2 separate regions of the Homo sapiens genome follow, and region 1 is linked to region 2. The links are chromatin loops, found by intact Hi-C in ENCODE. Cell type or tissue: PC-3. All regions are shown on one strand. Each heading gives the region's core, and the rest is flanking DNA. Links, peaks and the distances in the headings are about the cores only. Region 1 has its middle 32 kb from the start of GSTA3. Region 2 has its middle 20 kb from the start of TMEM14A.

Region 1 (5,385 bases), core at 237-5,236, 190 kb after region 2:
CATTCACACCATAAATAATAAAATGAGAAAACACACAGCATCACTGATTTAAGGTAATATTTTGGCAAATACCCTTTCAGACTGTGTATACATATGTAAGTGTAAATAATTACTTGGTACATAAAGAAAATGCAACATTGAATGCTATATTGTAGCATACATAGTTCAAATTCATGTATCATGGGACTCTTTGGTAGAACTGGTGAAATTCTTCCTCACAGTCTATTTTTATACCATGCCTTGAGAGTCAAGAGCTCAATTAACATCAAGGAAGCCTTTTTGGACCTGAAGGTCAATGCCCCAAAAATGCACAGGCACTATTTTTCTGTTGCCTTATGTTATGGATTGAATGTTTAAGTTTCCCCAAAATTCATATGTTGGGATCCTGACCCCCATGTGATGCTGTTAGTAGGTGAGGCTTCCAGGAGACGATCAAGTCATGGGGGTGGATATCTCATGAATGACATTAGTCCCCTTATAAAAGGAACCTTAGAGAACTCCCTTGGCATGTTTGCCATGTGAGGACACAGCCAGAGATTGGCTGTCTATGAATCAAGGAACAGGAGCTCCCCAGATATGAAATCTGCTGGCACATTGATCTTGTACTTCCCAGCCTACAGAGCTGTGAGATAGAAACATCTGTTCTTTAAGCTACCCAGTCTATGGTATTTTTGTTATAGCAGCCAAACTACAAAGAAACCCTCTAAACTCTTAGTGTCCTTATAGACTAAACAGCTTCTATCATGACCTTTACAACAGTGAAATATGCCAGCATTTGGTCAATAACTGCCAGCTTTCCTAATTTTTGCCTCCACTTTCAGTTTATGACCAAACACAGAAAGTAAAATATTGATCTCTGAACAATCACATAGAAATTCACACTTCCAGCTAGCCAGCTTACAGCATCTTCATGCCAACAACATGCAATCAGGGCATAACTTTTTCCACCATAAATCTCTCAGACTTTCCCGCCTGCCTCTGAATCTCTGGCAAACGCAAGTGATGGTGCCTGACTTCCTTACTATAGCAAGCTCGAAATAAACACCTTTTGCTTATTCTCATTTGGGTTGTCTTCATTCACTTTCACAGTTTTTCCAGAGGTTGCAACAAGACATGGTCTATGTTGCCCATTGCCGTGGACCCCAGCCGTCAGCCAGGTGCAGTATCCACAAAGGTTCCTTGTGCCTTGTGGCAAGTCCGCACCTGGGCTGAACTCTTTTCTCTTTGCTTTGAGCTCTTTCACTTTTTATTCTCAGTTTGGACCTCGGTTTTGTATTGGTTCCCATCTGCTTAGCATCCTTAATAGAACCAGGCCTTTTTTGCCTGTTTGTTTCTTTTCAGTCTTTTGTGGTACTGCTTTGTGCCATGCTATCGAGAAGTGTTTGTCATTAAAAAAAAAAAAAAAAAAAAAGAGGCAGCATATAGGCATAGGCCCAAAAGCCTGTTTTTCAAGACAGCCTCACAGTACACTGAGTTTGAGGTTATCATGGGATCTCTGTCCATGTTTACAAACTTTGCTGTGGGTCATCCCTGAAACTAAATGAAATCCTTCACTCTTGGTTTTTGTTCTTGTTGTTCTTTAAACTTGGCAGTGATCCAGGCAGATTACAGCTTCCACCTGGGGCACAGCAGTGACTGTGACTTTAGGTTTTCTTTATCCCATTAGGTGGTAATCCATATAGTTGGGTGAAAAAAATCTCTTTCGTAGTTTGGAGGCTCAAATCATGTAGCCACTGAAAAGATAAAGACATGCCTAGGGCAAGATATGGGGAAGGGGCATGGCGCTTCCATGCCTTCCCTGGACGTGCCACCCTCCAAGAAGCTCCATGCATGTGTTCAGGTATACAGAAGCTCCCAGGTACAGTTTCAAAGACAGGAAAATAATGGCTTCTTGTTCCCCCTTTGATCAGGGCAAGCTTTGCATCTTTTTCCTTAGGTGGAGGTAGTGCATAATGAAGAATCTTTTCACTCAAAATTTCCTACCTTCTACATATATCCTTCTACATTCATCCTGAAAGACAAAAAGAACCAAACTGTCAAAATGCCTTCTGCCTTAGATTTTATGGTTTAAACACCTGAGACAGTAGAGCCTCAGATGGTGACAAAGTAATTCAGCTCCAGTGGGTGCCTTTTATATGCCAGTCATGCTCTTAGTTATACATACATATTACATTTATTTCTCAGAACATGCTACAGGGGTAGATATATGTCCAAAATGTTTGTCCTACACGTGACCAAATACAGGTACAGAGAATATCAACATCTGTGACCTGTCTAGAGTCACAGTCATGAGAGGAATTAGTGGAATCACTGCAAGTAACCACTGATGCTAAAAATAGGGTTTGCTATCTCAGCTGTGGTTTGCTTTGTGGATGAGCTTAGCATGATTCATATAGCCAAAGACCTACCATTTAAGTAATCCCAAGGCAGAGTCCCTGGAACAGCCATCTCGAACATTTCTGTCTCCTTTTCTCACCATACTACATATCTCAGGCTCATTTTTATGCTCAATGTTCGAAGTTCTAAAAAAATTAAAAATAACAATAAATAAATAGGAAATAAAGCATATCTCTAAAAGCTATCTCTAAAGATATATACTTTCAAGCAAGCTAGTAATTTTCAACAACAACAAAAAAAGAAGATCTCCCAATTATTTTCTAATCACCTGGGAAAGCAGTAGCACTTTGGCAGCCACTCCCCTTAGCCCCCTCCATCCAGCCCCTTGCAACAACTGATTTACTTTCTAGATTCGAATGGTCTGGATAGTTCATACAAAAGAAATCATGTAACATGTGGCCTTTGGTGTCTGGTTTCTTTTATGGAACATGTTTTCAAGGTTCACCCATGTTGTAGCATGCATCAGTACTTTGACCCTTTTCATAGTCCAAGAATATTCCATTGTCTGCCACAGCACGTCTTGTTCCTCCATTCATCCATGGGTGGACATTTGGGTAGTTTCCACCTTTTGCATATCATGAATAGTTCTCCTATGAACATTTCTGTGCATGGATTAGTGAGGCTGTGTTTTCCTTTATCCTGGTTGTAGACCTGGTAGTGGAATTGTTAGGTCATTGGTAACTCTATATTGGACTTTTCAAGGAACTGCCAACAGGGGAGGAGACCCCTCCTCCCAGCTTTGCTGGTGCAAAATCAGTGTGGCTGCTTAGGTCTGTATCAAATGCTTCACTTTAGGTAATCCTGGTATCTTGGGCACCAGCCTCTGCTAACCTGAGTCAAGTTGACCAGTTCATATAATTAGTTGCTAACGTAGGTTCCTGGTCATCATTCTTGGAGTTATTGGAACCTGAGATTCAGCTTCTTTAGAGCCTTCTCTCCCCAGGCCTTCATCTACCGACTCTCAAACATTCTATGACTTGTCCTAAGCTGTTGTTGGCGCCCAGTCTCTGAAGGCCTGAGCACCTGGAATCATGATTTGCCATCCTCCTGAGTTCATGGTTCATCAGTGTTTGGAAACCTCTGTCAGGGTGCTCGATCCATGGACTGCATCCTTTTCTAGAATCACCCTCACCTGAACCCACCCCATGTTCACTGTTTCCTCATCTCCATGGGACTCTGCAATACTGCAACTCAGCATACACACCCAAGGTCCAGCCTGATGCTGACGATAATGCCCCTGCCACGGTCCCGCCCACTCAAGGAAGGACCTAAATCACTCTGTATTCTCTGTTAATGGAAGAACAGAAAATATACCATACAGGACTCTCTCCTTTATGTCTTTCTCATAGAGACTGTATTTGCTGGCAATGTAGTTGAGAACGGCTCTGGTCTGCACCAGCTTCATCCCATCAATCTCAACTATTGGCACTTGCTGGAACATCAAACTCCCATCTTTAGAAAGAAGGAAAAAAAGGAGAGTCAGATGTCTATGAATCCCAGTCTTTCAGCATGAAAAAATGTTTGCTGAAATGACTAAATTTATAAAATAGAAAAGAAATTATTGCCTGGTATAACCTCTCAAAGGAAATAGAAATTTGTTTTTAGCTTCCTTAGTCCTTCTTTTTCCTATCAAGCTTCCTCTTACCTTGTAGCCTCTTATTTCATTTATGTTTTTGTTCCTCATCCAGATACATAATAGGTCCCTTGTATTTTTTGTGTTGATATATCTTCATGGATATTTTAGGAAGAAGTTGGGAGAGGCTGCTGCAGGCCCACTAGCCACATGCCAATTAACATGGGAATATCTCAAAGTAAATCTCATGGTGTGAAGACATTAAAGACAGTTCTGAGAAAAGTTTCTATGTAGGTCCTTTGTATAGTCTTCAATACCCCCACTGGACAGTGTGTGCAGGGTGGGTGCTGTGTTCCTCACTCTACTGCTGCTACCCTGGCTCATGTCCCTCCTCACCCTCTGACCTGGACTTCCAACCAATTCAACACTATCTCATTATCTAAGCCTACAGTTGCAAGAATATCACCTTGTCAAATTCATAAGAGAAATGAATTCAAGATGGACCTATTTCAACTCCTTCCCTCTGATGAATGTCCGCGCGTGTCCTTGGATGGGGAGGGCTGTATGGGATCCCGAACCAACCACAGCTTATTCACAGTGTTGAAAGAATGAAAGCAAGGAAAGGCCATTCTCAGGGTGCTGGGGATGGCTCCTCTAGCAAATACTCTAAGAGGTCTGGCCCTTTTAGCCTGGAGAGAGTTGACAGAACTGCTCAAGGAGCCCCACCCTTTCTACTTTAACCACTTTTTTCCCTCTCCACCACCCCAACTACCACCCTTCGCACACATAGACACGGCCTGGTATTAAAACCTGCAAGTGTACCTTCTACTAGATACCTTCCTCAGAGACACGTAGAGACTCGATCTTACCATTTCTTAACTTTTCCAAATCTTCTGCAGATTCTAGAAATTTCTCTTCAAACCGAAAGCAGAATCAGTGAATGGGCTCCTGATAGGTCATTCCATAGCATTATAGACTTTTAACCTTGAATGGCTACTGTCTGATACATAATTTGGAGAATATAAGATTTCTGAGTTTGGCAGTGCACACAGAGGGGTCTGGTCATGGCCACTTGGAAATTTAGACTAGATTCATCAAGAGAAAAGCATGGATCACAGCACATAGCACTCAATCTTTTAGTTCACTTCATCCACACCCTGATCTCTCCCATGTCCATGATTAGGTCATGATTTGGGAGGGGATGTCACTGGCGTTAAGGTATCAAGCAGTTCTTCTAGTTATGTTGTTGTCGTATCATAGGAAAGCATGTGTCTCCAGGTGAGATCAGACCGCAGGCTTTGTGTCCCTAGTGTGGGGTATGCAATGGGCTAATGACCAAAAAAGATTCTTCCACCGAGGAACCTCTGCTGTAATTTATATCACCCCACTTGTTAGGAGCCCTACTGTGCATGAGA
Region 2 (5,385 bases), core at 206-5,205:
TTGGATGTCAGCAGTGCAAACAGTGAAGATTGATGAATAAAATGAAGAATGAATAAATTGCAAGCATTACTGGAAAAAAAGAATAAATGAAGAGGAGAAGAAAAAGCAAAGAGAAAAGCAATTTTTTTAAAAAAGGAAAAGGTCTTATTCATCCAGTTCCACTGAAAAGGACATTTCAAAAGAAACAAAAATATCAGAACAAAGAAAAGAAAAAAAAAGCTGGGTGTGGTGGCTCACACCTGTAATTCCAGCACTTTGGGAGGCTGAGGTGGGTGGATCACGAGGTCAGGAGTTTGAGACCAGCCTGGCCGACATAGTGAAACCCTGTCTCTATTAAAAATACAGGAAAAAAAAAAAACTAGCCGGGCATAGTGGCAGGTGCCTGTAATCCAAGCTACTTGGGAGGCTGAGGCAGGAGAATCACTTGAACCTGGGAGGTGGAGGTTGCAGTGAGCCGAGACCACACCACTGCACTCCAGCCTGGGCAATAGAGCAAGACTCCATCTCAAAGAAAAAAAAAAAAAGAAAAAGTAAATCAAAAAAAGGAAGCCAGGTGCAGTGGCTCACACCTGTAATCCCAGCACTTTGGAAGGCAGAGGCAGGCGATCACCTGAGGTCGGGAGTTCAAGACCAGCCTGGCCAACATAGTGAAACCCGTCTCTACTAAAAATACAAAAATTAGCCAGGCATGGTGGTGTGCACCTGTAGTCACAGCTACTCGGGAGGCTGAGGCAGGAGAATCGCTTGAATCCGGGAGGCAGAGGTTGCAGTGAGCCGAGATCGTGCCACTGTACTCCAGCTTGGGGAACAGAGCGAGACTTGCATTTCAAAAAAAAAAGAAACAGAAAAAAAGAAAAGCATTCTTCAACCCCTACTTGTTATGAATCCTCCAAAAAGTAACTGAGGCTTTGGCTTAAGCCATTAAATTTAAAGATTTGTTTAAAAATTATTTGCCCTTCCTTGGAATTTGCTATATATTATGCTTTGCAATAAATCACAGCCTTTTCTATATAGACATTTTTGATGTGTGGGACCATTATCCCTCTGGCAATATATTTTTAATGTGCTATGACTGTAAAGTATTAAATCAGTCTTGTTACTTGATAGCCATGCCCCAAGTATAGCTATTTGTACATACTAAACATATCATTTTTGATGTTTGTGTCTCTGTGTTTGGCTGGTGTTATTACTTCCTAAGTTGATTGTAAAATGGCTTTACTACAGTCAACACAGTTCATCTACCTAGCAGTTAATGAGTATTGCTCAATCAGGTGTCCACCTTCTAGTGATGAAGCGAGGTATGGGGTAATATTTCACTCTTGACACTGAAAAATTTAATAGCTTTATAAGATGTAATATATAAAGATAGTGAAATTCTTTACTGTTGTTTTTTAAGTCTCGGGTTTTTTTTTAATATAGAAGATGAAGCTGCTTAATGGTCTTGACTAGGACTTTTAAAATGAATGGTGTCTGCGGAAAGATGATCATGAAAACATTTAAACAAAGTTTCATTGTTTTATGAAATGCAGAGTTTCTAGTATCTGCCTCCTTTGTTTTTGTAACAATTAAAATATTTCTTTCTTGTTAAAAAAGGTTATTCTGAACACAATAAATGGAATATACATATAATCAAGAAAAGTTTCAAAAATAGACTACATTGTAAAGAAATGAGGCAGACTAACAATGTTAAAACATGTTTATAATGTAATATGGGTCAGGTGCAGTGGCTCATGCCTGTAATCGCAGCACTTTGGGAGGCTGAGGCAGGAGGATCATTTGAGCCCAGGAGTTCAAGACATCTGCTTTCTCTTATCATGTTACGTTTTAGTTTACCACATTATATTGAAGTTACCGGTCTGTATGCTTGGTTTCACCAGGAGATAGCTGCCTTGAGGGCATCTTTGTATTTCTAGCACAGGCCTTGGCATAAAGAAGTTAGTAGGTTCATAAATGATGGTGAATGACTGAATGAAAGAATAAGTGGATAATACAAATTCATTCTCCCTGCAGTTCTTGGGAGCTATTTGGATAGCATTACCTGTAGCAGAGGAAAGCCCAAGAGGACACTGGGTTTGCACTCTTCAGTCATTAAGATGACTTCAGGTTGCTGTGTATCAGCCCAGCTCAGCCGATTGCCCACAAGAAAATCTTGTCTGTGGTCTCTCAGTGCCTGCATGATGGTTAATAAGGAAAAGGTAGAAGATGAAGGACACACCTAACATATAATTTAAAGTCAGCTTGATTTGGCAGAAAGTCTTCTAGAAGTTAAGAGACCTGGCTTCTAATCTGTTCTTTGCCACTGACTAGCTGTGTGAGCTCACGCAAACCCCATTTCTCTTGGGCTTCGTGAGGTGAAAGGAATGGAATAGCTTAAACCCTCCTGACTTATTCTGAACATAGGAAACAGCTTTATCTCATGTGCTTGTCTTCTTTTCATCTCCTCTCCCTGTAGCTATCCCGTGAACCTCTGTAGAGTGATTTTAGCACCGACCCTCCATTGGTGGCTCTTCCTGGGCTGATGGTATTTCTACTTGCACCATCTCAGGGTGGATTCTTGAGGTGTGCTGCTCTTCGGAAGGTACTGTGTTTGCAGGGAGAGTGTCATTCTCAGAGGGACCCAACCCTCATTTTTATAAGCGAATTTTCTTCAAATAGGGCTGTAAATTATGGGTCACTTTGAGTCAAAATTGATCAAATACAAAATGAAATGTAAGTTTGGAGGAGGTGGTCACTAAGGTACATTCTAGGCCATAGACTTCATGATGTTTTGATACTTGGGCATAGGATCAGGACCTAGAGAGACCTGAGTACAGGTTCCAGCTTTATTAGTTGTATGACACTGGGCAGGTTACGTTGCTTCTTTAAGATATAGTTGCTTCACCTGTAAATGAGGAAATAATTTATCCTTATTTACAGATGAAGCAACCACATAGTATCTTGTGGAGTTATTATAAAGATTAAATGGATTAATGCATGCGAATCATATAGCACAGCACTTGGCACTCAGTAAAGGTGAGCCATTATTATTATTAGCACTGTTGTTAGTGCAGTTACAGTCACATTTTTAGTTATGAGAAGTCTGCACTTCATAGTATCTTACAACAAAAACTTCATGCATTAGTTTACCACATGGTGGTGGTAAACATTCACTCTGTTGTCAGTATTTGTATGGTAAAAGATCTTAAGTTACATGCTGATTACAAAGGAATACATTATCTTTGAAACACTTTTGAAGGAAACAGTATGGGGAAAACCTGGGGGTTTAGAATATTCACAATTTGATCCAGTTGGAGCTAGGAACTCACCAGGTATAATTAAGGGAAAAGTCTAACCGAGGAAGTTAGGGTATCTGTCATCTATGCCAAATACATAAGTATCAACTAGATAATCTATGTTACATGATTAGGCTCTAAAACTGTTGATCATGATAAATATATTCAAATACATGTATTAAATCATTTAATGAGAACTATTGTTATTCAACCCAAAAAGGATAGGTTAAAACAGCATGGCAGGTGAGTTTGAAAAACTTAACTGGCTCTTTTTTCTTTGTTTTTACCAAGCCCTAACATTTTTCATCATCTTTTCCTAGACTTACTAATATTATAATGACTGCACCTGGAGATGAAGAGCATTAATAACTAAAGAAGGCATCCAACCCTGACCAAGTGCAAGCTTTCAGACAGCATTTTACAGCTGTTAAAAATGCAGAGACATGAACGCTCAAGTATTATGTTTAAAACAATTTTTTAACTTTTAGAATACTGCTTAGAATTCTAACCTTACAAACAGCCCTGAACCCCAGGACTGTCCAGTGTATTTTAGAAATAATATCCATCCCCTCTCCCCCAGCTCTTTCATTAGTGTGGGATTTCCTCCCTTAGAATCAGGTAACTGAAATTCTATCAGCACCAGAACCACAAATAGTGCTGAAATTATGCATAAAATAAAAAAAAATCCAGAAGACCAGGGTGTGAGGAAGGAGAGCAGATTTGTTGTCTAACTGCAAGTGGGGGAAGAATTTTGAGCTTTCGCAAAGGGTTTGGAAACCTTTATTGATAAAATTCTTTGTCTATTTTTAGTTTCATTTGTTTTTCTCCCCCTTGATTCAAGTCATAAAGCAGGGCAGGAGTTTGTTGCTTACCTTCTCACAGACAGGGAATAATCTTGTAGTGGCTCTTTCAAGGATGTATGCAAGATTCATCTTCTCTTCAGGCAGAGAGAGTGGCTGGAACATAATCATGTCACTCAGGTCCTTCAAGCCTTCTACATACATGTGAATCCTAGAAAAAGGGTGTTAATTCAAAAAAGAGTTACAGATAAAGGGAACTGTCATTTAATGGGCCAAAGAAACATTTTAAGTAGTGCCTCTGTTTTACCTGCTTAGTTATCAGGTGTTTTCATGGAACATTGTTCCAGGAACTGAAGCCAGGTGTTTTCAGAGGCATGCTGTTCCTTTGAAATATTAGGGAAGATGCATCTGGGAGATAGAAAAGTTGTAGGATCAAAGTGTGTGAGCAATTATATGTGTGTGACTATCAATTATGTAACACTAGTGTTAATAAAATACATATACACAAAGTATTAAAATAATCCCAAAACAGCAAATTGGGCAAATATCATTTATGGCTATTTAGTTGTTGTAATAATAGTGAGATCACCCATGCTGCTACTGGTGATGCATGTGGAAGAAGAGGTAATAAGGGCCTCTGCACTGCCAAACACATCTCCATCTGGATTGAAGGTTCTCAAACATAGTAGAGCAATTTCATAGAAGACAAAACTTACTCCACAAGTTCCCACTTGCCACCACCCACATCTCTGTGCCAAAGTGTATGGAAACATGGATGTTATGTTTGACAAGACACCATGACGTAGTGAGACTACTGGTGTGGGCCTTGGGAAACTTTGGTCTGGGTCCAAGATGAGTCTCTTATTAATCTTTTTGAACCACAGTTCCTTTAACTTTAAGCTACAGTAGCAGTGCATGTCTTGAAATGGACTCAGATTCTTTGCTACTTCTCCTATTGAGAGTAAGTTTCATTCTCCCCTTGAATCTGAGTGGGCCTTGGAGACTTGCTTGGCCAATAGAATGTGAGAAGTAATGTCCTTAGACTTGTATATCTAGGACATAAGCCTCACAGCTTCCACGGGGTTCTCTTGGAACATTTGCTCAGAGGCCAACCAGCTACTACGTACAAAGTCCAACTACACTGAGAACCTCATGCCATGTGGAAGCCCAAGCTAGTCCTGTGAAGAAGGCACGTAGAGAGAGACCGATGCCCCACTAGGCCCATATGGTCCAGCTATATGGCAGATGCACTTGATAGCAATACCCTGATAATGGTCCTATGGTCTAAGAAGAATGTGTGTTTGGAGTTCCAA

What was found. Hi-C counts contacts between places; a loop is a spot of excess contacts. Peaks named below come from ENCODE experiments on the same cell type or tissue, not always from the same donor. Only the 100,000 strongest peaks of a DNase experiment are listed, where the experiment ranks them.
Region 1: a loop joins it to region 2, with 2.5 times the contacts of the local background. A loop is called at or near these places in 1 of 110 quality-filtered maps.

What each region holds. Positions count from the first base shown.
Region 1 is chr6:52,875,050-52,880,434 of GRCh38, forward strand. It overlaps a transcript of LOC105375091 not described here and the pseudogene GSTA10P. Among named protein-coding and RNA genes, the nearest start is that of GSTA3, 32 kb to the right of the region's middle. In PC-3, for the core only: no CTCF peak of the experiment used is centred there; a DNase peak (open chromatin) is centred at 2,352.
Region 2 is chr6:52,688,782-52,694,166 of GRCh38, forward strand. It overlaps the pseudogene GSTA8P and the pseudogene SREK1IP1P2. Among named protein-coding and RNA genes, the nearest start is that of TMEM14A, 20 kb to the left of the region's middle. In PC-3, for the core only: a CTCF peak has its summit at 3,129 (motif pointing right); no DNase peak of the experiment used is centred there.